2 separate regions of the Homo sapiens genome follow, and region 2 is linked to region 1. A link is an interaction called in ENCODE POLR2A ChIA-PET data of the cell type or tissue named here. Cell type or tissue: Caco-2. All regions are shown on one strand. Links, peaks and the distances in the headings refer to the core of each region. The heading gives the core; the rest is flanking DNA. Region 1 overlaps MYBPC1 (myosin binding protein C1). Region 2 overlaps DRAM1 (DNA damage regulated autophagy modulator 1).

Region 1 (12,149 bases), core at 3,418-5,917:
CCATGTTGGCCAGACTGGTCTCGAATTCCTAGCTTCAAGTGATCCACCCACCTAGGCCTCCCAAAGTGCTGGGATTACAGGTATGAGCCACAATGCTCAGCCTAATTATTTAATTCTAAAATAAATTTCTTCATAGACAAAATCATGTAGAATCAGACGTTCACTGGCTAGGATGGTGGAAGTTGGGCTTATAGTTGCTTCAAAATTAGTGTGTATAAATGTCAAACAAAAAAAGAAACCAGCAATCAGATGATATTCATCAGAGCTATTTAAATCTCGAGTAATTACAGAGCATCTCAACATATATATTTCATTTTGAATGCATAAAGTCACAGTAAAATAGGTTTTCTTCTAAATGCAATACTTTAAAATGTGCTCTGTACTAAGATGCGTAAAGAGGACACAACTGTACTGGCAGTTACACAGACTAACCAACATGCAGTTACCTAGGATTGGAGAGCCTCCGTCGTAGGCAGGAGGCTCCCAGTTCATGATACACCAGTCATCTCCCACCTCTGTCACAGTCGGTGCCACTGGAGGATCAGGGAAGTCTGTGGCAGACAAAAAATAGGATAAAGTAAAATAAGGAAGAGGGAGTAGAAAAAAAAAGTTAATAGGAAAATATGTTTCTTGGTGATAATCATTGAAACTGTTATTTCTGAGTACTTTCCCATGTTTACTGAATTATGCTTATGATATGGTTTGGCTGTGTCCCCATCCAAATCTCATCTTGAACTGTAGCTCCCATAATTCCCACATGTTGTGGGAGGGACCTGGTGGGAGAGAATTGAATCACAGGGGCAGTTTCCCACATACTGTTCTCGTGGTAGTGAGTAAGTCTCAAGGGATCTGATGGTTTTGTAAGGGGAAACCCCTCTGGCTTGGTTCTCATTCTCTCTCTCTTGTCTGCTGCCATGGAAGACATGGCTTTCACCTTCCACCATGATTGTGAGGCCTCCCCAGCTACAAGGAACTGTGAGTCCATTAAACCTCTTTTTCTTTATAAATTACCCAGTCTCTAGTAGGCCTTTATCAGCAACGTGAAAACAGACTCATACAAGTTAGTAATTAATTTGGGCAAAAATTTGTGCTCAATATGGGATAAGGGAAGATGAGCCCACCCCTTGCCCGAAATAAAAATAATGATGTCTCCAAATCCCTTAAACCCGTGTCCCAACATTACAGAATAAGCCCCATATGAAACCCAAGACTCTCATTCCTTACCTTGAAAATGTTAACCAAGAAATTATTGTCTAAATGTTGAATATGGTTGTTGTGGTTGTTGTTTTTAACTACAAAGTGAACTTCCGCAGAACTGAATCAAAGAGTTTTACAAGACTCAAGATGTTGGCTGGTAGAAATCCAAGTCAAAAATGGCGAGTCACAATATCTTGTAAGTATAGTTCAGTGTCTGATAAAAATGACCTCAGTTTTTGGTCAATTTGAAATATGTCATTTAAGGAGAAACTAAAGTAAGAAGAGGAGAGCATCAGACCTTGGAACAGTAGTAATCTGCTAGACTCATTTTATTCAGCTTTGGGCTTAGGAAAAATGCACTTCGATAGTTGTCTAAGGACAAGGCAGATCTAATCCCTCTGTAATGATTGTGATGTGGGAAGTTATTTAGCAATTGTGTTTCAGTGATGTTTAAAGGGCACCAAAAGGGAATATGACTTTGGAGAGCTAATGACCAGCAACCCCAAATGGCTGACCTTAGCTCTTCTTTCTCCAATGATAAGTCCTCTAGGCAAGAAAAAAAAAGAAGATAAGGGAAAGACAAAGGAAGGAAATGGAAGGAAAGGACAAAGAAGGAAAGTCTACTCTGAATCTTGACATGTCAGCTTGATTCTAGAAGTGCGTTTACCTGGAGGACTTACCCACAACTTTAACCTTGATGCTTGCATGTGCCTCTCCAGCTTCGTTTTTCAGATTGATGTGGTAAACACCAGAGTCATCTCTTTCAGCTATATCAATGACCAGAGTGCTGCTATCAGGGTAAGATTCTGTTCTTATCCGGCCACTGCCTTCCATAATAGCCTAAGAAGTGGAGAAACAAAATGTGGCATGATTTACACAATAAACAGGGCTACTTCAGAGTCTCCTATAAATTGAGCAATTCAGCAGACTATAGAGTGTATAGTGTATAGATTATATAGTGTATTTGGTGGACTATATAGTGTAACTATATAGTGTTCATGCCTATTATATGTTTTCTCAGTTTAATTCTCCCCCAACTCTAATGACAAGGTATTATTATACCATCTTACACATAAAGAAACTGAGACTCATCTTGCTCAAGGTCACACAGGTAGGAAGTAGCAGAAATGGGATTTGATCCCAAAGCCCACTAGCCACCAACTTTCCCAAGAGAAAATTGGAGGACTAAAAATACAAGTGCAGACATGTCATTCTAGGAGAGGAATCCCTGTGTATGAAATTAGAAACCCTCAAACTCCTATCAGAAACTAAATAATGATTTGTTCATTTTCTTAGATGTTTGGAAAATTTTAAAATACCGAAAAGGATTGAAGAAGGCTGCAAGGCCAATTTTCCATTTTCTTTTTCTAGTAAAAACATAAAAGAATGCACATCTAATTCCCAAAGTAAAGACAGAGCGAGGTTGAGCCTCCTATTATATTTTCTTTCTTTTATTTTCTTCTTCTTTTTTTTCACTTTTTTTCTTCTTTCTTAAACCTGAAATTTAAAGCAGGATTACATTTTTCTGATTCCCAGGTTGTATCTTCTATAAGACAATCAATAGCCAATATACAAAGAGGAAAAACAGAGAAGGTCAAAGTAATTTAGAAACTGGTTATTTGCCACTAAATACTAGGTAAACTCTCTACTCTTTTGTGTCTGTATCAGGACTCATAAGTCTTCAATAACCTGAGATTGTGATCACAGTAAGAATACCTGAAATAATTCTCTAATTCTTCCATTTTGTAATAGAACAAAATTTCCTCATATCAGCCAAATTCTAATGTAAGATTTTAATAGATGTTCTCTTTTGTTTTTATTTATTTTTTATTTTTCTCCCTCCCAAAGCTAATCCATCTCCTTTGTATCAATTCTTTTAGATTTTCTACACAACCATGTCATCTGTGAACAAAGACCATTTTATTTCTTCTTTCCCAATTTGTATACCCTTTTTTTCTTTTATTGCATTAGCTAAGCCTTCCAGTAAAATGTTAAAAAGCAGTGGTGACAGGAGGATACTCTTGCATTATTTCTGATCTTGGTAGGAAAGCGTCAAGTTTCTCACTGTTAAGTATAACTTTAGCTGTTGGGTTTTTCTTTTTACGGTAGATTTTTTTTTTTTTATCAGATTGAATACATTTCCCTCTATTTCTATTTTGCTGAGAGTTTTCTTCATGCATTTTGTCAAAGATTCTTTCTGCATCGGTTGATATAATCATGTTACTTTTCTCCTTTAGCCTGTTGATGTAGTGGATTACATTAATTGATTTTCAAATTTTGAGCCAGCATTGCATACCTAGAGTGAGTTTCACTTGGTCTTGGTGTATAATTCTTTTCATACATTGTTGGGTTTGATTTGCTCTTTTTTTTTTTTTTTTTTTGAGACGGAGTCTCGCTCTGTCGCCCAGGCTGGAGTGTGTTGGCGCGATCTCGGCTCACTGCAAGCTCCGCCTCCCGGGTTCACGCCATTCTCCTGCCTCAGCCTCCCGACTAGCTGGGACTACAGGCGCAGCCACCACGCCCGGCTAATTTTTTTTGTATTTTTAGTAGAGACGGGGTTTCACCGTATTAGCCAGGATGGTCTCGATCTCCTGACCTCGTGGCTAATGTTTCATTAGAATTTTTGCATCTACATTTATGAGAGATATTGGTCTGAAATTTTCTGGTTTTGATATTAGGATAAAACTGACCTCATAGATTGAATTAGGAAGCATTCTGAAAGAGATTAAGGCACAATTTCTTTCTTAAATGTTTGGTAGAATTTACCAACAAACCCATTGGGGCCTGTTGCTTTCTGTTTTGTAAGGTTATTAATTATTGATTCAATTTGTTTAATAGAGATAATCCTTTTCTGATTGCCTATTTCTTCTTGTGTGAGTTTTAGAAGATTGTATCTTTCAAGGAGTTGGTCCATTTCAACTAGGTTGTGAAATTTATGGGCATAGAGTTGTTCATAATATTCCTTAACTATCCTTTTAATGTCCATGGGATTTGTAGTAATGTCCCTCTTTCATTTCTGTTAATTAGCCTTGACTCTTCTTATCCTACTTAGCCCGGCTAGAGGGTTATACGTTTTATTGATATTTACAAAGAACCAGCTTTTGTTAATTTCTCTATTAATTTCCAGTTTTCAATTTCATTTATTTCTGCACTAATTTGTATCATGTCTTTTATCTGCTTACTTTGAATTTAATTTACTCTTCTTTCTCTTGTTTTCTAACACGTAAACTTTGATTACTGGTTTTAGGTCTTTCTTATTTTTAAATATATGCAATCATTGCCATTAATTTCCCTTTAAGCACTGCTTTTGCTGCAACTTAAACATTTTGATATGTTGTATTTTCATTTAATTCAATATATTTTAAATTTTCTTTTAAGATTTCATCTTTGAAGTGTGTTGTTTAATCTTCAGGAATTTGAGGGATTTTCAGCTATTTTTCTGTTATGTATTGATTTTTAGTTTCACTTCTGTAATTTATTTATTTTTAGTTTAATTCCATTGTCCCTGAGAGCAGATATTATATGACTTCTATTTTTAAAAATTTGTTAAGGTGTTTTTATGGCCTAGAATGTGTTCTATTTTGGTGAATATGCTATGTGTGCTTGAAAAGAATGTGTAATCTGCTGCTATTGGATGAAGTAATCTATAGATGTTATTTATATACAATTGATTGATAGTGCTGTTGAGTTCAGCTGTGTCCTTACTGATTTTCTGTCTGCTGAATCTGCCCATTTCTGATAGAGGGATGTCAAAATCTCCAACTATAATAGTGAATGCATCTATTTTTCATTGCCGTTCTATCAGTTTTTGTCTCATATATTTTGAGGCTCTGTTGTTAGGTGTATACATGTTAAGGATTATTAGGCTTTCTTGGAGTATTGACCCATTCATCATTATGTAACGCTCATTTCTATTCCAGATAAATTTCTTCGCTTTGTAGTCTGCATTGTCTGAAGCTAATATGGTTACTCATACTTTCTTTTGTTTAGTCTTAGCACAGCATGTCTCTCTCTCTCCCTATACTTTAATGGATGCAACTTTATATTTAAACTGGGTTTCTTATAGTCAACATATCTTTGGGTCATGTTTTTGCTCTACTCTGACAATTTTGGGCTTCTAATTTGTATATTTGGACCATTGACATTTAAAGTAAATATTGGTATAGCTCGATCAATATCTGTCATATTTGTTATTATTTTCTATTGGTTGCCCTTCTTCTTTGTTCCTATTATTGTCTTCTACATTTTTTTCTGCCTTTTGTGGTTTTAATTAAGCATTCTATGTGATTTCATTTTCTCTCCTTTATTAGCATATTAATTTTACTTCCTCTTTTTTAAACTTTTTAAAGTGGTTTCCCTAGTTTACAATATATATTTACAATTAACCCAACTCCACTTTCAAACAACACTACAGTGGTTCACAAGTAGTGCATGTACTTTAAAATAATGAAATGTCCCTAATTCCTTTCTCCCATTTTTTGTATTATTGCTGTCATTCATTTCACTTATATATAAAATACATAAATATAACTATATAAGCATACCTAATTGAATACATTGTTGCTTTTATCATTTTGAACAAAGTATTATTTGTTAGATCAACTGAGAATAGGAAAAAATGAAAAAGTTTATTTTACCTTCACTTATTCTTTATTTTATACTCTTTCTTTCTTTATGTAGATCTGAGTTTCTGACCTATATTATTTTCCTTTTTCTGAAGAACAACTTTTAATATTTTTTTGCAAGACAGATCCATTGGCAACAAATTCCCTAAAGTTTTGTTTGTCTGAGAAAGTCTTTATTTCTCCTTCACTTTTGAAAGATAATTTCAGAGGGTACAGAATTCTAGGTTGGTGGGTTTTCACCCTGAACACTTTCAATGTGTCACTCCACTCTCACATTTTGGCAGTTTGCCCTGTATCCTCACTTCTCTGACATATGTAAGAGGAGTTGCTAGTTTTTCCGTTTGTCCAGCTTTTTACTTGTTAGGATAGAGTGGCAACTTCTAAGCTGATTACATGCCCGAATGAAAATTTGAAGTCTAACTGATTCTTTAAATTTTTTTGGACTTTTTCTCTTGTGTTTCATTTTGGATCATTTCTATTGCTATGTCTTCAAATTTGCCTTCAATGTCTAATTAGCTATTAATTCCATCTACATATTTTTTATCTGAGACATTTTATTGCTTTCATCTGTAGGTGATTAGATTTGGATCTTTTTATATTTTCCATTTCAGTTCACTTTTTTCACTTAACTTTCTCTTAATTTTTATTTTATTTTATTAAATTTCTCTTAAATTTAATTTAAATGGAGAGCTTAACATTTCTCCACCTAACTTTTTGAACATATGGAATACACTTAAAATAACTATTTTCATATGCTCGACTGCTATTCTAATTTACATGTGAGATCTGAATTGGCTGTAACTGACTTTTCTCCTCATTTTGAGCTGTGTTTTCCTGCTTATTTCTCTACCATAATGTTTGACTGGATGGCAGGATATTGCTAATTTTGTCATGTTGGGTGCTTGATATTTTTGTATTCCTATATAAATCTTGAGCTTTGTTTTGAAATGCAATTAAATTATTTGGAAATTGATTGAATCTTTTAGACTTGTTTTTATGACTTATTAGGTGGGTCCATGACAGTGCTCAGTCTAGGGTTAATTATTCCTGCAACCAAGGCAAGGCTTTCCTGAGTACTCTACTCAATGCACTGTGAATGATGAGGTTTTCATGTCTAGCTAGGGGGAACAGGCACTACTATTGGCCTTGTGTGAGTGCCAGTCCACTTCTCTTTAATCCTTTCATATGTTCCTTTCTTGAATCTTGGGTAGTTTCCTCATAAATGTGCACTGATCTTTGCTGAATACTTGAGCGTGTTCCTCTGCAGAGCTCCAGGGGGACTCTCTGTGCAGCTCTCTCCTCCAGTATGTATAGTATGTATCCTATGAACTCTAGCTGCCTTGGTCTCCTTGTACAATGGGAGTCCTAAACTTAGGGAGTCCACTGGGTTCTGTCCAGGTTTTTCTTCCTTGTGCCACTGCCTGGATACTCTTTTATGGCAATAAGCTTGAGGCAATTATAGGGCTTATTTCATTTGTTTATCATATTTCATAGTCATTGTCTTTCACGATCTGATGTCCAATGTCTTGAAACCCATTGTTCACATATTTTGTCTATTTTGGGGGTTATTTCAAGTGAGTAGGTAAATCTGGTTCCTGTTATTCAATTCTGGTTGAAAGTAGAAGTCTCATTCTGCTTTTTATTATTTAATTTTATTTTTAACATTAAAAAAATTTGTTTTGAGATAGAGTCTCACTCTGTCACCCAGCTGGAGTGCAGTGGCGTGATCTCGGCTCACTGCAACCTCTGCCTCCCGGGTTCCAGCAATTCTTGTGCCTCAGCCTCCTGAGTAGCTGGAATTAGAGGCATGCTGCCACCATATTTGGCTAATTTTTTTGTATTTTTAGTAGAGATGGGGTTTCTCCATGCAGGCTCAGGCTGGTCTGGAACTCCTGGCTTCAGGTGTTCTGCCTGCCCCAGCTCCCAAAGTGCTGGGATTACAGGCATGAGCCACCATGCCCAGCCTCATGTCTTCTTTTTAAATGTAATTTTTCTTTTTTTGCTTTTATTTTTGTAGAAAGCCACGGAGTCACACTTGAGCTGGCACTACTCTACCATTTCACCCTCACTTGCATTTCTCCCAATCATTCACTTTGCCCCAGCCATGCTGGCTTTCCTTCTGTTCCTCCAACACATCAGGCTTATTCTCTCCCCTTGGCCTTTGCACTTGTAATTGCCTCCGTATGGAAATGTCTTCCGTTTGATCTTCACATAATGGGTTCCTTGTTCTTCACAGAGGCTGCCATTGACTATGCAGTTACTTGCTATTGTATCATTCTCTTTTATTATCTTCTTGTACTTATTACTATCCAAAGTGACTTTGTTCATTTATTTATTTAATAATTCATTTTCTTTTTCATCCCCCCAATTTCATTAGAATAAAAATGAGGCTTTTTCACTGTGCATCAAAACATGCTTTGCTACATAATAGTCAGAAATATGAGAAGTAAATTAATGATGATCAGATTTGCCTGAAAATCAGTCATCTTTCTTTTTCAAAGGAATTACATCTTTACTGTACTGCTGTACATTTATTTGTTTTCTACCTTCATCTGAATAATGGAGGGCAAGGGGTGGGGTAGGCAGTGTGTCTGCATATGTGTGTGTGCATGTGAGTGTGTGCAAGCATAAAACAAACCTTATCTCCCCGGCTCCACATGGCTTTAGGAGGTGGTTCTCCGCTGATGGGGATCTCAAGACGAAGCTTGTTTCCTGCAATCACTGTCACTGTGTTGTCAGCATCAAGACCATCCAGGATGATCTTAGGAGGATCTAGAATATTAAGCATAGTCTTTGTTATCAGACAGTCATTTCTGTGTAAATATCTGCACTAATGTTTGGCTAGTATGATGGTAGTAACCAATATTTTATCTAATCAAAAAGAATATAAGAGGAGTCAAGATAGTTGGTGCCTGGCACCTTGCAAAACCATTTTATTGTAAGGTGTTGGTATAAGTCACCAATCTTTCTGATTGGTGATTAATACCAATTGATGTATTTTTCCTTAAATGTCACTTAGTTTTGAATATATTATAATTCCATGGTAAGCAAAAGCAAACAAAAAAGAACACAACTATGCAATGAATTATTTTATCTACTCACCAATAACATGAACTTTGGCAGGCAGAGTAACATTGTAGGCATCAGGTGCAAATACATAATCACCTTCATCTTCAGTGAGGGCATTGGCTATCACTAACTTGTGGATCCTAAGGAAACAAGGAAAATGTATTTCTAAGACTCCAAAGATCTAGTTTATATATGACCCAAGCTGAAAAGACACTTGACCTTTATCTGATTAACTTCTTTAGTGCAGGAAAGAGAGGGAGAGAGAGAGAGAAAGAGAGAGAGAGAGAGAGAGGATGAGAAGCCTTAATTATCCTACTTATTGATTCAAATTAAATCTTTATTTTGGACTATATGGAATTATCTCCACAAATAGAATCTGCTTATTGTATATGCAGAGTCTATTATTCTTTTTTTTCATCTCATAGCTTTAAAAAGGCTAAAATAGAACATATCAATAATGCTATACTTTAAGATTCAAGAGATGCCAAGAATAATCTTGATTTTGGCTTTACATCCCAAACCCTAAGAACAATAGCTCTTAACTTTATTGGGGTCACAAACTAGTGAATATCTGATGGACACTATGAATCCTTTCTGTGTAAACAGTATGTATTTTTGTACACATAGAATTTTCTCACAATTTCACAGGAGTTATGGGGCTTCCTAAAGTTCATTTATGATACCCTAAAAGCCCATGAATTCAAAGTTAAACTCTTGCCTTAGATCTTTGCCAGATTCTAGGATATTATGTCCCCTACGCAAATAAAGATTTGTGGGAAGGCATTGTGACACTTATTGGTTAGAGACGGTTAATCCATTTGATCAGGTCCTCAATTAGAATTCAGTATTTTTCCTCTAACTTCATGTTTATTATTTATTTTAGAGACAAGGTCTCTCATTCTGTTTCCCAGGCTGAAATGCAGTGGTGTGATCTCAGCTCACTTCAACCTCCCCCTACTGGGTTCAAGCCATCCTCCCACCTCCCAAGTAGTTGGGATTACAGGTGCATGCCACCACGCCTGGCTAATTTTTGTGTTTTTTGTAGAGATGAGGTTTTGCCATGTAGCCCAGGAGCTCTTGAACTCCTGAGCTCAATTGATCCGTCTGCCTTGGCGTCCCAAAGTGTTGGGATTACAGGCATGAGCCATGGTGCCTGGCCTCTAACTTCATGTTTAAATGGAAAAAGAGTCAATGGATTTTGAATAGACAAAGTACCATAGTGTGAGGTACAGATACAGGATTATGAGTAGGACATGCTATACAACAGAGAAATCACACCTTCTTGCTAGTTGGAAGCGAAGAATCAGGAATAGATGATCTCCCTATGGCTACCCTTCAAATATCCTCACCAAATATGTAATTTAGAAAATGGAGAAAGTAGAAATGGGACCAAACCTCACTTGCGGGTCACCTGGCTCGCTTACCTTCCCTTGTGAACCACCTTTAGACGGTCACTCTCCTGAACAGGTAGGCCATTTTTAGTCCATTTTCCTGGTATGTTTTCAGAGATTTCACACTTCAGGCAGATTTCTTTTCCAAGATTTACAGTCTGATCAGTCAGAGGTGTCAAAATCTTCAGAGGTTTCACTGTAGAAATGATAGACCATCACAAATGCCAAGCCCAAACTCCCAACAGGCCAAGATGGTGGCATTTCACAATGGTATAGTGAGCTCTACTACAATGTTTGTTTTGAAAGTGAGAAGCTGTACCAATGCAATTAATATATTAGAGGATAATTTCACATTTGATTCTGTACAATTTCATTCCTTAGAAAAACTAGGTGAATGCAGAAAATTGCATCCAGCTGAAATGACCCAGCAAGGAATGCACAAAATCTGCAGACTCACACCTCAAACATCTATCAGCTACCTCAGTTCATCCATGTGATATAAGCCACACCCATTTACATCTGAGGTCACAACTACTCATCAGATTTTGAATAATCCTCTTTCTACTGCTTCACAACAGTTCACAAGCCACAACACTTCCAGCATTAATTCTGTAAGCAAATCTCAGGTCTTTTTCAACATTAAGTGCCATATTTATTATATTTATTAACCATTTAGCATGTGTAAAACTGTGCTACTACTTTTTACTGGGTTCTTATATTTTAAAAAATATGTCGCTGACTGATGTGGTTTGGCTGTGCCCTCACCTAAATCTCATCTTGAATTGTAGTTCCTATAATCCTCACATGTCATGGGAGGGACGTGGTGGGAGGTAATTGAATCATGGGGGCGGTTACCCCCCTGCTGCTGTTCTCATGATAGTGACTGAGTTCTCATGAGATCTGACAGTTTTATAAGGGACTTTTGCCATTTTGCTTGGTACTTCTCCTTGCTGCCACCATGTGAAGAAGGACATATTTGCTTTCCCTTCTGCCATGATTGTAAGTTTCCTGAGGTCTCCCCAGCCATGCGGAACTGTGAGTCAACTGAAGCTTTTTCCTTTATAGATTACCCAGTCTTGGGTATGTCTTTATTAGCAGCATGAGAACGGACTAATAAACCAGCAAAATTCTTGAGTGTCATACCCATAATCCCATTTCCCCTACAAACCCTATGGTTTTTACTGCATGACTTTGCATAGCATAATTATTTTTAGAAATGCACATGTTACATCATAGCAGAATGGATTATAATTGCTTTAAATGGATACAAATATCAGATAAGGATCTGTCTATGGCTGAAAGACTTCTTGATGTTAAACTAAAATGGCCACAGATCCATAAAGCATAAGGAATGTATTGGGATTGATCCTGAATAATTCAATGATTATATGAACTGCAACTGGACTAAGCAATAAATGTGGAAGTAAGATTTCTGCTCTTTTTGTGACATCATCTTGAGATATTTGCTGTTTTAATTTTTATGGCAAATTGGGAGAGATTCTGCCATTGCTAACTGACTAGAAGTAGAGGGCATTGAGGGAAGTACATTAATTCTCTCATGCCTCTGAAGCCTACTAGCAAATTAGCTCTTACAATCTTCTCAATTGAGCCCTTTTGGTTTGAATTACTTTCTTCTCATGCCAAATGTAATTGCAGAGTGTTGAATGGTTATTTGATGAATAGCTAGCTAACATTATCAGGATATGACATCGTATCTAAGTATTTATCCCCTATTTTTACGGTCTTGGAATTATAACTCTTCTGGCAGGTGATTTTTATACTTCCTTCCTAATATTGGCGCTCTACTATTAAATTGAGTCGTGGTTCCTTCCTTAAATATCCTGATTGATCTGACATAGACACTTAG
Region 2 (12,149 bases), core at 5,768-8,267, 250 kb before region 1:
CACCTAGGCCAAGTACAAGCCTCTCTGCCTGCCTCTTACAGCCACTACACCCTTGCACAGTTATCCCCGGCTGCAGTGATTTCTCACTCTATCCTGAAATGAACTATCCACCACACTGGAGCTGGTATCATCCTCTCTACTTAACATTCCACGCTCCCTTTCACCACCAAACACCTTCATTCACACTGTCCCTCTACCCTCTTTTACTAAAGATAGATAGTTGAAGTGTTTAAGAAAGAAATTAAAGGCCAGGTGCGGTGGCTCACACCTGTAATCCCAGCATTTTGGGAGGCCGAGGTGGGCAGATCACGAGGTCAGGAGATCGAGACCATCCTGGCTAATACGGTGAAACCCCATCTCTACTAAAAATACAAAAAAGTAGCCGGGGGTGGTGGCAGGCGCCTATAGTCCCAGCTACTCAGGAGGCTGAGGCAGGAGAATGGCATGAACCCGGGAGGCAGAGCTTGCACTGAGTCAAGATTGTGCCACTGCACTCCAGCCTGGGCGGCAGAACGAGACTCTGTCTCAAAAAAAAAAAAAGAAAGAAAGAAAAGGAAGAAATTAGAGGGACGGGTGCGGTGGGTCACGCCTATAATCCCAGCACTTTGGGAGGCCGAGACGGGGGGATCACTTGAGGCCAGGAGCTCCAAACCAGCCTGGTCAACATGGGAAAAACCCTGTCTCTACTAAAAATACAAAAATTAGCCAGGCATGTGGCGCACGCCTGTGGTCCCAGCTACTCGGGAGGCTGAGGCACAAGAATCACTTGAACCCAGGAGGCAAAGGTTGCAGTGAGCTGAGATCACGCCACTTCACTCCAGCCTGGGTGACAGAGCGAGACTCTGTCTCAGAAAAGAACAAAACAAAATCAAAAATTAGCTGGGCCTTGTGGCAGGTGCCTGTAGTCCCAGCTACTTGGGAGACTGAGGCAGGAGAATCGCTTGAGCCTGGGACACAGAGGTTGCAGTAAGCTGAGATTGCACCACTGCATTCCAGCCTGGGCAACACAGCAAGACTCTGTCTCAAAAAAAAAAAAAAAGAAGAAGAAGAAGAAAGAAAGAAATTAGGAACTCAAAATTTTGAAAATACTTCCAGGAAGCATTTGGAATTACCCTGATAGCTAATTACTACATACTGCCAAATGATTGGACAGTAAATTGATTACATGCCATGTTTATTTGACATTTTGCAACTTGTTCTAAGGAACGGCAGTGATCTTCCCTATGCCTAGCCTGGCCACAAGCTCACATAACCACGTCCGACAACCACATTCACAACAACTTAAATGTTACCTTTTCTCTTGGATTCCACTCCAGCTTGGTTATGGAAATTAGTGAAGCACAGACAATCACTGAAAGAAGTAAACAGTTAAGGAAACTACAGCACACAACAGTTCCTTTAATGTTAAGACTACATTATTCTCCTAATAACATAATCATTATAAGGTGTTAAAATGTTAATACCAACATTTCTATCATCAATTAAAATGTTAATACCAACATTTCTACAATCAAACCAGTTATATTAGCTTCTTATAAACTCAAACTTCAAATTCAATGATGAGAGTTAAATCACAACACGGAAATACCTTCGCAATAGTTTTCCAGTGTGTATAGTAAAATTTATTAAAACTTGTCACTACATTTTGCACAACCCTACATGTTTCTGGATCTTCCCATTTAAACTAGCTGTTTAAATTCGGTCAAAATGACTGACGCAGCAGTCCAGGATGGTTCTTTTTGAATACTTCCCACTGAATAAAAATACTTTTTCCCTAAAATACTATTTTCCTTTCCTTTTTTTTTTTTTTTTTTTTTTTGAGACGTACTCTCGCTCTGTCACCCAGGCTGGAGTGCAATGGCGCGATCTCAGCTCACTGCAACCTCCACCTCCTGGGTTCAAGCATTCTCCTGCCTCAGCCTCCTGAATAGTTGGGATTACAAGCACCCACCACCATGCCTGGCTAATTTTTTGTATTTTTAGTAGAGACGGTGTTTCTCCATGTTGGTCAGGCTGGTCTTGAACTCCTGACCTCAGGTGATCTGCCCACCTCGGCCTCCCAAAGTGCTGGGATTACAGGCATGAGCCACCGTGCCCGGCCTAAAATACTATTTCCAAGGTAACAGCTTTAAGGAAAATTTTAAATTCCAAAGTGCCAAGGCTCATATACAAAAACAAGCTACAGAAACTCAAACTATTATCTTTAAAAAACAGACTTCTGTTGGGTAATTGGGTATAAGGTGAGCCCTTCCTTCCTGGACCAAAGATCTGGCAAATCAAAGAGATTCGCCCCATATCAGACTTCAGGGATGACTGACACATGCCTACAGTCCAGCCTAATAATGCCAGGGGCTGAGGCTCCTATCTTCCACCAGCAATACTTTCTGCATGAAGGCAGTGATAACCATTTTGATTGAACTTAGAATGCAAAAAAGAAAGCTAGAGAGAAATGGGATGCTCTAAAAAGTCTGCAAAATATTAGAAATTCAAAATGTTAGGCCGGGCGCAGTGGCTCACACCTGTAATCCCAGCACTTTGGGAGGCTGAGGCAGGCGAATCACCTGAGGTCAGGAGTTCGAGACTAGTCTGACCAACATGGTGAAACCCAGTCTCTACTAAAAACACAAAAATTAGCTGGGCATGGTGGCGTGCACCTGTAATCCCAGCTACCTGGGAGGCTGAAGCAGGAGAATCGCTTGAACCTGGGAGGTGGCAGTGAGCTGAATTTGCACCACTGCACTCCAACCTGGGCAACAGGGTGAGACTCTGTCTCAAAAAAAAAAAAAAAAAAAATGTTGAGCCAAGGAAAGTTTAGAGCCTCCTCTGAATTCAGAGTCAGCGTCATCTCTCTTAACTCCAACCCCCCGCAAATTGTGCAGAGTTTAATGCTTCTGATTCTCAAAATAAAAGAAGTAGAGAGCACAGAAGATTCTCTGATCATTTCATCACCTCACATCTGTTTCTAATAGTTTAAAAGCCTCTTAATTATTTCGTTTATTTATTCTTAGCTCCATCTTCAGTGCACCAGGTACCATTCTGGTCTGGGGGTGGGAGAAGGGAAAACTTGGTCTCAGCTCTCAGAAATATCACAACTTTGTTGGACCAGACCCAGAGAATGTACCATAGTAGACAGAAAAGAACTGGGTACAGCAATGACTGTAAGGGAAAATTATTAATTCAGAATGGAATGGGAGAAAGCTTCATTCAGTGAAACTTAATGTAAGTTGTGAAGTTTAAGGAGCTCTCTAGAGCAGCACCATCCCACAGAAATATGTGTAATTTTTAATTTTCTAATATCCAAATTTATTTATTTATTTATGTATTTGAGATGGAGTCTCGCTCTTTCACTCAGGCTGGAGTGCAGTGGTGTGATCTCAGCTCACCTGCAACCTCCACCTCCTGGGTTCAAGCGATTCTCCTGCCTCAGCCTCCTCAGCAGCTGGGATTACAGGTGCCCACCACCACACCTGGCTAGTTTTTCTATTTTTAGTAGAGATGGGGTTTCACCACGTTAGCCAGGCTGGTCTCGAACTCCTGACCTCAAATGATCTGCCCACCTCGGCCTCCCAAAATGCTGGGATTACAGGCGTGCCTGACCCCTAACTTAATTTTAATAATATATCTTATCTAACCCAACACATAAAAATATTGTCAATATAAGATATACATAATATGCAAAACATATCTTATGTATTGATAAACAACATACATCTTATTTAACTCAATATATCAAATAATATTGCTGATGATATCATTTCAATGTGTAATAATATAAAAAATTATTGAGATATTTTACTTCTGTTTCTTATCAAATCCTTGAAATCAGGTATATGTTTTACATTTAGGACACATCTCAATCTGGACTAGCCACATTTCAAGTATGCAAAAGCCACATGTGGGTACCATGTTGAACCAACAGCTCTAGCAAGACAAAGTGGAGGAGGATAATCCAGCCAAGTAGAGATCAGTTAAAAACAGAGGACAACAAACAACCAAGCCTGAGGGAGAAGCCCTAAAAACAAGGATGAAGAACTAGGAGGTCTCAGATCATGGGTCTGATGCAGAGGAACCTGGACTTTATGCTGTTGGTGAGTTCTGCGAAGGCTTTCAGAAGCTTTAGAAGCCCGGTGCAAGACAGATAATTCATCAGGAAAGGTTTAGAAGCAGGATTCTAACGTCTGCCTCACTAGGTGCCTCGGTTTCTTCGGTAGTCAAATGAGGCTATTATACAGAAATACTGCAGTAAGAAGAAACCAGGGCATTTTAAAGATGCTTTCAACTCTTTTTTTTGAGACGGAGTCTCACTCTGTCATCTGGGCTGGAGTGCAGTGGCACAATCTTGGCTCACTGTAACCTCCCACTCCTGGTTCAAGCGATTCTCCTCCTTCAGCCTCCCAAGTAGCTGGGACTAAAGGCATACGCCACCACGCTTGGCTAATTTTTGTAACTTTAGTAGAGATGAGATTTCACCATGTTGGCCAGGTTGGTCCCGAACTCCTGACCTCAAGTGATCCACCTGCCTCGGCCTCCCAACGTGCTGGGATTACAGGTGTGAGTCACCGCACCTAGCCTATTTAAAGATGCTGTCAATTCTTTGTAAGGAAATATAAATACCACACTAATGTTTAAGACAGAAGATCTTTTCGTGTGGATGAATTCATTCAAGTTAATCTGACATAGGGTTATAACCCCTTTCTGTATGGGGCTGCTTCCTGTTGGCATGACTTATAATAAGAACTTCCTAGAGGCCAGGCACAGTGGCTCACACCTGTAATCCCAGCACTTTGGGAGGCTGAGGCGGGTGGATCACCTGAGTTCAGGAGTTTGACACCAGCCTGGCCAACATGGTGAAACCCCCGTCTCTACTAAAAATATGAAAAGTAGCCGGGCGTGGTGGTGGGCACCTGTAATACCAGCTACTAGGGAGGCTGAGGCAGGAGAATTGCTTGAACCCGGGAGGCGGAGGTTGCAGTGAGCGGAGATCGCACCATTGCACTCCAGCCTGGGTGACAGAGTGAGACTCTGTCTCAAAAAAAAAAAAAAAACTTTCTAGAAATGAGAATTATTAGTAAGTGAAACTCTGAGGCCTGAAATGCTTATTTTGTGAAAACTCTCTGACTTTGATATCTAGGGATCTGTTTCCGAAGTTGGAAGCAAGGGAAGGTTTCCTGCATCAAGAAACTTTGCTTGTAACACTACAACCACTATTATGAATTTTACAACTAACACAAGATAAAATGTTGAAGGAGATATATTCAAAGAGAAAGTGTTCCTTTAACCTATAAGTAAGACAAGGGATTTGAGAAGCAACTATCTTAGGAACAAGGGTATATATTTTGTTGGTAAATTTCTCGGTACTAGGATTTGGCTACTCTGTGCCTGGAAATTTTGTAATTAAAAATGTCCTTCCCCAAGATGGAAGAAAACCCAAAATCATACTTAGACTTCACATTTTGTAGTTTCTATTTTAGAAAAGAAACACAAAGCTTAATATTTAGAAGCAAGTGATGTGTTTTCACTCCATCTTGCCCACTTTATACCGTAACTCAACCCAGACTAACAAAATTGCCGCCGATAACATAGTTCCGATTTTCCTACAATCTGACATTAGTCATCAATGTTTAATGACCCTGAAGCTTTCTCTGATATGACTACAGATGGTATTTTGAAAGATGGGGAACTCTGCAACTCTTTAAGACCACGGCTTTTTTTCTTTGTTAAATACTTCATTAAAGAAAAGAAAAAGGGAAAGAAAAAGCTTTCGTTTCCTCTAAATCAGAATCTACAAGCACGCTAAATTTATATTTTCATTTCCTTTCAGATTGCTGAGTTAGAAAATAAAATGGATTTCATTTTGAAAATGAAATCAGTGACTATAAAAAGAAAAGGCTAAACATATTTTAATTTACTCAGTAATAAGTGATCTAGAGCTTTTTAGAAATTTCTTCACATGAATGAGTAAATCAAACTGTCTTGCCACCTACGACGTGCAGGGAGGGGGAGAGTTTAGCCTTGAGGGACTTCGTGGGGCTATTACTTTGAGTACAATATCAATATTTGGTGTCTTTAGCCAAGCACTACAAAGAAAAATAAATATTTTCATATGGCTCATGAAACTGGCCCTGTGAGAAGGAAAGTAAACAGAGACTAAAGTGTTCCTACATTTTCCACCCTTCTTTCATACCATTCTTCCCCGCAAAGAGACTTTTGATCTAATTAGACAATGTTGAGACATTTTCTTAATGATCTACACTTTTTTTTTTGAGACGGAGTTTCACTCTTGTTGCCCAGGCTGGAGTGCAATGGTGTGATCTCGGCTCACTGCAACCTCCATCTCCCGGGTTCAAGCGATTCTCCTGCCTCAGCCTCCCAAGTAGCTGGGATTACAGGCATGTGCCACTATGCCTGACTAATTTTGTATTTTTAGTAAAGACAGGGTTTCTCCATGTTGGTCAGGCTGGTCTTGAACTCTCAACCTCAGGTGATCCACCCACCTGAGCCTCCCAAAGTGCTGGGATTACAGGCGTGAGCCACTACGCCCAGCTTGATCTACACTTTTATCCGAATTGTTTTTCTGAAAAAATGTGGAAACTTGGTTGTTATCCTTTGCTTTTTTTTTTTTTTTTTTTTTGGTTGTGGGGAAGGGAAGTGTCAAGCTTTGCTAAGACACGGTGACAAAGATCCTTTGCTTGGCTGAACTTTAGTCAAGCCCCTGAAACTTCTCCTAGGTCCATCTGTGCACTTCCTTGTAAGATCCAGTTTTAGCAAAGAACCCTGGCTAAGTCAGTTTAGCAAGGACCCCCCACCCTCATATCTGATCACACTCAATATCTGATTGGGTTCCTCCTCCTCCTCCACCCTTCCCAGGTGATGTCTGATCACATGGCCAGTACTCAATAAGAATCCTGTTAGGTTGGTTTGGCCAGAATTCCCCCTCATCCTTGAGGTTTCCTTTTAGTACTTTTCCATTCACTGACCTCATCCTACTCCTTGGCTATAGATTCGCACTTGCCAATGCTGTATTCAGAGTTGAGCCCAATCTCTCCGCCCTGCTGTCAGAACTCATTGCAGCGGTCCCTATAAAGTCTTCATTACCCTTCTTTAACAAGTGTCACTGAATGTTTTATTCCTTTAACAAGGCACAAATGTGAAAAAGGATACTGGGGATGACAGCTGCGCAAGAAACGGCAGAGATGACCATCCGTATGTGGCATGTCGAGAGACTGTTCCACTGGGGACATGATTTGTAAGAGATGATGGACTGTAGGAGCGTGTACACGACACCACAGACAAAGGCCAAAAGAGCGCCCCCGTCATGAACCACTGGCACAGCTAACTCCTGGAGAAAAAGTCATAAATGTGTGTTACTCTGGGTGGGTTTGTCAACATCGAACCGCAAGCACTCTCACTCTGGGCTGCTTTGAGCCATTGGTCATCACAGATGCACCACTTCTTGGAAAATGTGGCTGTTTGACTACCAAAAGAAAAGCCCTCCAGGTGCTGAAATTAATGCCAAAAAGTTGGTTGTTCCACAGCGAACCTGGGCTCATGGGACAAGGAAAGGAGGTCTGCCTTACAGGTGGGAGGGTTGAGTATGGTGGGCTTCAGAGTCTGGTACACCTGGATTAAAAGTCCTGACTCCACCATGAGGCTCTGTGACCTTACTGCAAAGCCTCGATTTCTGTATCTAAAAATGGGCATAATCATCTCAGTCTTGCATGTTTGCAGTGAAGATTATAGGATACATATCATATACAATTTTCTTTTTTTGTTGTTGTTGTTTTTGAGACAGAGTTTCACTCTTGCTGCCCAGGCTGGAGTGCAGTGACATGAACTCGGCTCACTGCAACCTCCGCCACCCAGGTTCAAGCAATTCTCCTGTCTCAGCTTCCCAAGTAGTTGGGATTACAGGCACGTGCCACCACGCCCGGCTAATTTTTGTATTTTTAGTAGAGACGGGGTTTCGCCATGTTGGCCAGGCTGGTCTCGAACTCCTGATCTCGTGATCCGTCCACCTCGGCCTCCCAAAGTGCTGGGATTACAGGCGTGAGCCACCGCACCCAACCCTGCCTTTTTTGTTACAGAAATTTTTGTTTGATGTCATCAATAAACTTCGGTATGATATGATTGAAAAAAAAAACCAAAGTACGTGACTCGTTCCATGATGGTGCCAAGGGTGGTTTGGGGTTTTTAGGCTCCCTGCTCCCTGATAATCTCTACTCATCCCTCCCAAGGCACCTCAAATGAACACACCATCTAAGTAAAACCACTGCTTTTGTTATGCAAATGCAGCTTCTTTTTTCTTCTTTTTTTTTTTTTTTTTTTGAGACAGGGTCTCACTCCGTCGCTTAGGTGGGAGTGCAGTGGCATGATCATAGCTCACTGCAGCCTTGAATTCCCAGGCTCAAGAGATCCTCCCAGCCCAGCAAGTAGCTGGGACTACAGGCACATGCCACCACACCCAGTTCTGGCTAATTTTTTTTGAAAGGCAGCTTCTAAACAAGTTCCCTGTCCCTGCCATCCTGTAACCAGCCATTTCAACCAGAAGGCAGCCCCTGTGCCAGTCTAGGCAGAAAGTTGGTGCAGACCCTGTACATACTACACACTCAAAATGCACCTCACCTTTGGCTCCCTTCTTTTCTTTTCTTTTCTTTTTTTTTTTTTTTTTTTGAGGCAGAGTCTTGCTCTGTCACCCAGGCTGGAGTGCAGTGATGAGATCTCAGCTCATTGCAACCTCCACCTGCCGGGTTCAAGCGATTCTCATGCCCCAGCCTCCCGAGTAGTTGGGATTACAGGCATGCACCACCACGCTGAGCTAATTTTTCTGTTTTCAGTAGAGACGGGGGTTTCTCCATGTTGGCCAGGCTGGTCTCGAACTTATGACCTCAGGTGATCCACCCACCTCAGCCTTCCAAAGTGCTCAGATTATAGGCATGAGCCACCACACCCAGCCTCAGCTCCTTTCAAATGTGCACTGGGCACAACCTTCCAGTCGAGGAACATTTAGATGGAACCACTGGGTCTTGACTTAAGCTTGAACATGCAAGCTTTGCAAAGGGCAAGTTAAAGTGTTGTCCAGGAGAGCCTGGTTTTGGCCACAGGCCACCCCTTGGCCTCAGCTCACGGTGAACACACTCTTCCCCCAGCTTCCCTCTGACCTGGGCTTCCCCAGCACCACAATATTTGCCATCCAGACAGTTCAACCTCAAGCTGGAGCACAAATGAATTGATATTAAATTTTCATTCACCACATAAGAAAGGGAGGTGCAGAAAAAAAAAAAGACCTTTTAACTTATTTCTAAGGAAATGTATTTCCTAGTATCAAACCTAGAAATAAGGGGAGAAATTGATTACATGATTGGTGTTATATTCAAATATGACTGCACTGACTCTGCAATACATCATATAGTTTCTGTATACCTAAGATACCTTGCATGGGCCAGGTACTGTGGCTCACGCCTGTAATCCCAGCACTTTGGGAGGCTGAGGCAGGTGGATTACAAGGTCAGGACTTTGAGACCAGCCTCGCCAACGTGGTGAAACCGCGTATCTACTAAAAATACAAAAACTAGCCAGGCGTGGTGGCGCGTGCCTGTAATCCCAGCTACCAGGGAGACTGAGGCAGGAGAATTACTGGACCCCAGGAGGTGGAGACTGCAGTAAGCCGAGATTGTGCCACTGAACTACATACAGTCTGGGAGACAGAGCGAGACTCCATCTCAAAAAATAAATAAATACATAAATAAATAAATAAATAAATAAATAAAATCAGATGGGCATGATGGTGTGTGCCTGTAGTCCCAGCTACTTCGGAGGCTGAGGTGGGAGAATCACTTGAGCTTGGGAGACCAAGGCTGCAGTGAGCTATGATAGCACCACTGCACTCTAGTCTGGGCAACAGAGTGAGACCTTGTCTCAAAAAATAAAATAAAAATAAATAAAAGACTGGGCACAGTGGCTTATGTCTGTAAACTCATCACTTTGGGAGGCCAAGGCAGGTGTATCACTTGAGCTCAGGAGTTCAAGACCAACCTGGGCAATGTGGTGAAACACTGTCTCTGCAAAAACTACAAAAATTTGCTGGGCATGATGGCATGAACCTGTAGTTTTAGCTACTCAGGAGGCTGAGGTGGGAGGACTGCTTGAGCTCACAAGGCAGAGATTGCAGTGAGCCATGATCACACCACTGCACTCCAGCCTGAGCAACAGATCAAGACCCTGTCTCAAAAAATAAAGGTAAAAATACAAATACAAATAAATAAATAAATAAGATTCCTAACATAGGCATATAGATTCAGGGAAGTTATATATGAAAAATAAAATACGACAGGGTATGGTGGCTTGTGTTTGTAATCCCAACATTTTGGGAGGTGGAGATGGGAGGATCACATGAGGCCAGGAGTTGAAGAACAGCCTCAGAAACATAGCAAGACCCCATCTCTACAAAAGTGAAAATAAGAATTAGCTGGGCATGGTGATGCACCCATAGTCTCAGCTACTCAAGAGACTGAGACAGGAGGAGTTCAAGGCTTAGTCTAAGCGTTCAAGGTTACAGTGAGCTATGATTGTGCTATTGCATTCCAGCTTAGGTGAAGGAGCGAGACCCTTTCTCAACCAATCAATCAAAAAAGCAGGGAAATGATGTTTAGATCAGACATGAATTTTCGATAAAGTTAAAACCCGGCACTCTTTCTGGATTGCTTTTTAGAAACTCTCTTGGTAATTTAAAAGGTAATAACAACAGAGAGGGAGAGAGAGAGAGAATAGTTTAATAAAGCTCTATCAGCCAGGCGCGGTGGCTCACGCCTGTAATCCCAGCACTTTGGGAGGCCGAGGCAGGTGGATCACGAGGTCAGGAGATCAAGACCATCCTGGCTAATGTGGTGAAACCCCATCTCTACTAAAAATACAAAAAATTAGCCGGGCGTGGTGGCGGGCGCCTGTAGTCCCAGCTACTTGGGAGGCTGAGGCAGGAGAATGGCGTGAACTCGGGAGGCAGAGCTTGTAGTGAGCCGAGATTGCGCCACTGCACTCCAGCCTGGGTGACAGAGCAAGACTCTGTCTCAAAAAAAAAAAAAAAAAAAAAAAAAAAAAAAACCCCTAAAGCTCTATCACTCAGCTTCAAAAAAAAAAAAAGAATATGTGAATACTGACAGAGTTAAACCTTGGAAAGTTTCTTTTCTAAAAAGGAAACTTTAAAAGTTTTTATTTTTAATTGACAAATAATAATTGTTTATAGGCTGGGCACGATGGCTCACACCTCTCAGCACTTCAGGAGGCCGAGGTGGGAGGATCACCTGAGGTCAGGAGTTCAAGACATGCCTGGCCAACATGGCGAAACGCCATCTCTACTAAAAAAAAATACAAAAATCAGCTGGGCATGGTGCCAGGTGCCTGTAATACCATCTGCTCGGGAGGCTGAAGCAGGGATAATTGCTTGAACCTGAGAGGCGGAGGTTGCAGTGAGCCAAGATCGCGCCACTGCACTGCAGCCTGGGCAACAGAGAGAGACTCTGTCTCAAAAAATAATAATAATTGTTCATATTTATGAGGCTTATAGGGGTGTGTGTGTGTGTGTGTGTGTGTGTGTGTGTGTGTATGTGTGTGTGTGTTTCCAGAGGCACGGTCTCCCTGTGTTGCCCTATGTTGCCCAGACTAGTCTCAAACTCCTGGGCTAAAGCATTCCTCCTGCCTTGGCTTCCCTAAGTGCTGGGATTACAGGTATGAGCCACCACACCTGGCTGTAGATGTTTTGATGTATGTTTACACTGTGGAATGATTAAATCAAGGTAATTAACATATCAATCACCTCACATACTTATTCATTTTTTTTGTGATGAGAACATTTAAAATCTACTGTTTTAGCAATTTTGAAATATACAATACACTATTATTAACTATAGTCACCATACTGTGCAGTAATAGATCTCCAGAATTATTAATTCAGTCTAACTGAAACTTGGTACCCTTTGACCAATACCTCCCCGCTCCTCATCTTCCTCTTCACTCCTGTAACACCATTCTACTCTCTCCTGTAAGTTTGATTTTCTTAGATTCCACATATAAGTGACAGCATTCGGTATTTGTCCCTCTGTGACTGGCTTATTTCACTTAGCATAAGGTCCTCCAGGTTCATCCATGTTGCCACA

What was found. ChIA-PET counts read pairs that join two places held together with the same protein. Peaks named below come from ENCODE experiments on the same cell type or tissue, not always from the same donor. Only the 100,000 strongest peaks of a DNase experiment are listed, where the experiment ranks them.
Region 2: POLR2A ChIA-PET joins it to region 1 with 10 read pairs; 2 of 35 experiments call an interaction of 5 or more read pairs at or near these places.

What each region holds. Positions count from the first base shown.
Region 1 is chr12:101,649,560-101,661,708 of GRCh38, reverse strand. MYBPC1 (myosin binding protein C1) reads right to left here. Exons shown (of 32, transcript NM_002465.4): 16 at 10,316-10,478; 17 at 8,925-9,031; 18 at 8,461-8,594; 19 at 1,878-2,037; 20 at 447-551. It overlaps LOC105369937 (a long non-coding RNA gene), which reads left to right and starts at 10,838. Exons shown (of 2, transcript NR_188371.1): 1 at 10,838-10,893. It overlaps LOC124902996 (a long non-coding RNA gene), which reads left to right. Exons shown (of 3, transcript XR_007063422.1): 2 at 1,314-1,393; 3 at 1,740-1,995. In Caco-2, for the core only: no CTCF peak of the experiment used is centred there; no DNase peak of the experiment used is centred there.
Region 2 is chr12:101,903,376-101,915,524 of GRCh38, reverse strand. It overlaps DRAM1 (DNA damage regulated autophagy modulator 1), which reads right to left. Exons shown (of 7, transcript NM_018370.3): 4 at 7,162-7,339; 5 at 1,293-1,351. Among named protein-coding and RNA genes, the nearest start is that of DRAM1, 32 kb to the right of the region's middle. In Caco-2, for the core only: no CTCF peak of the experiment used is centred there; DNase peaks (open chromatin) are centred at 6,004 and 6,874.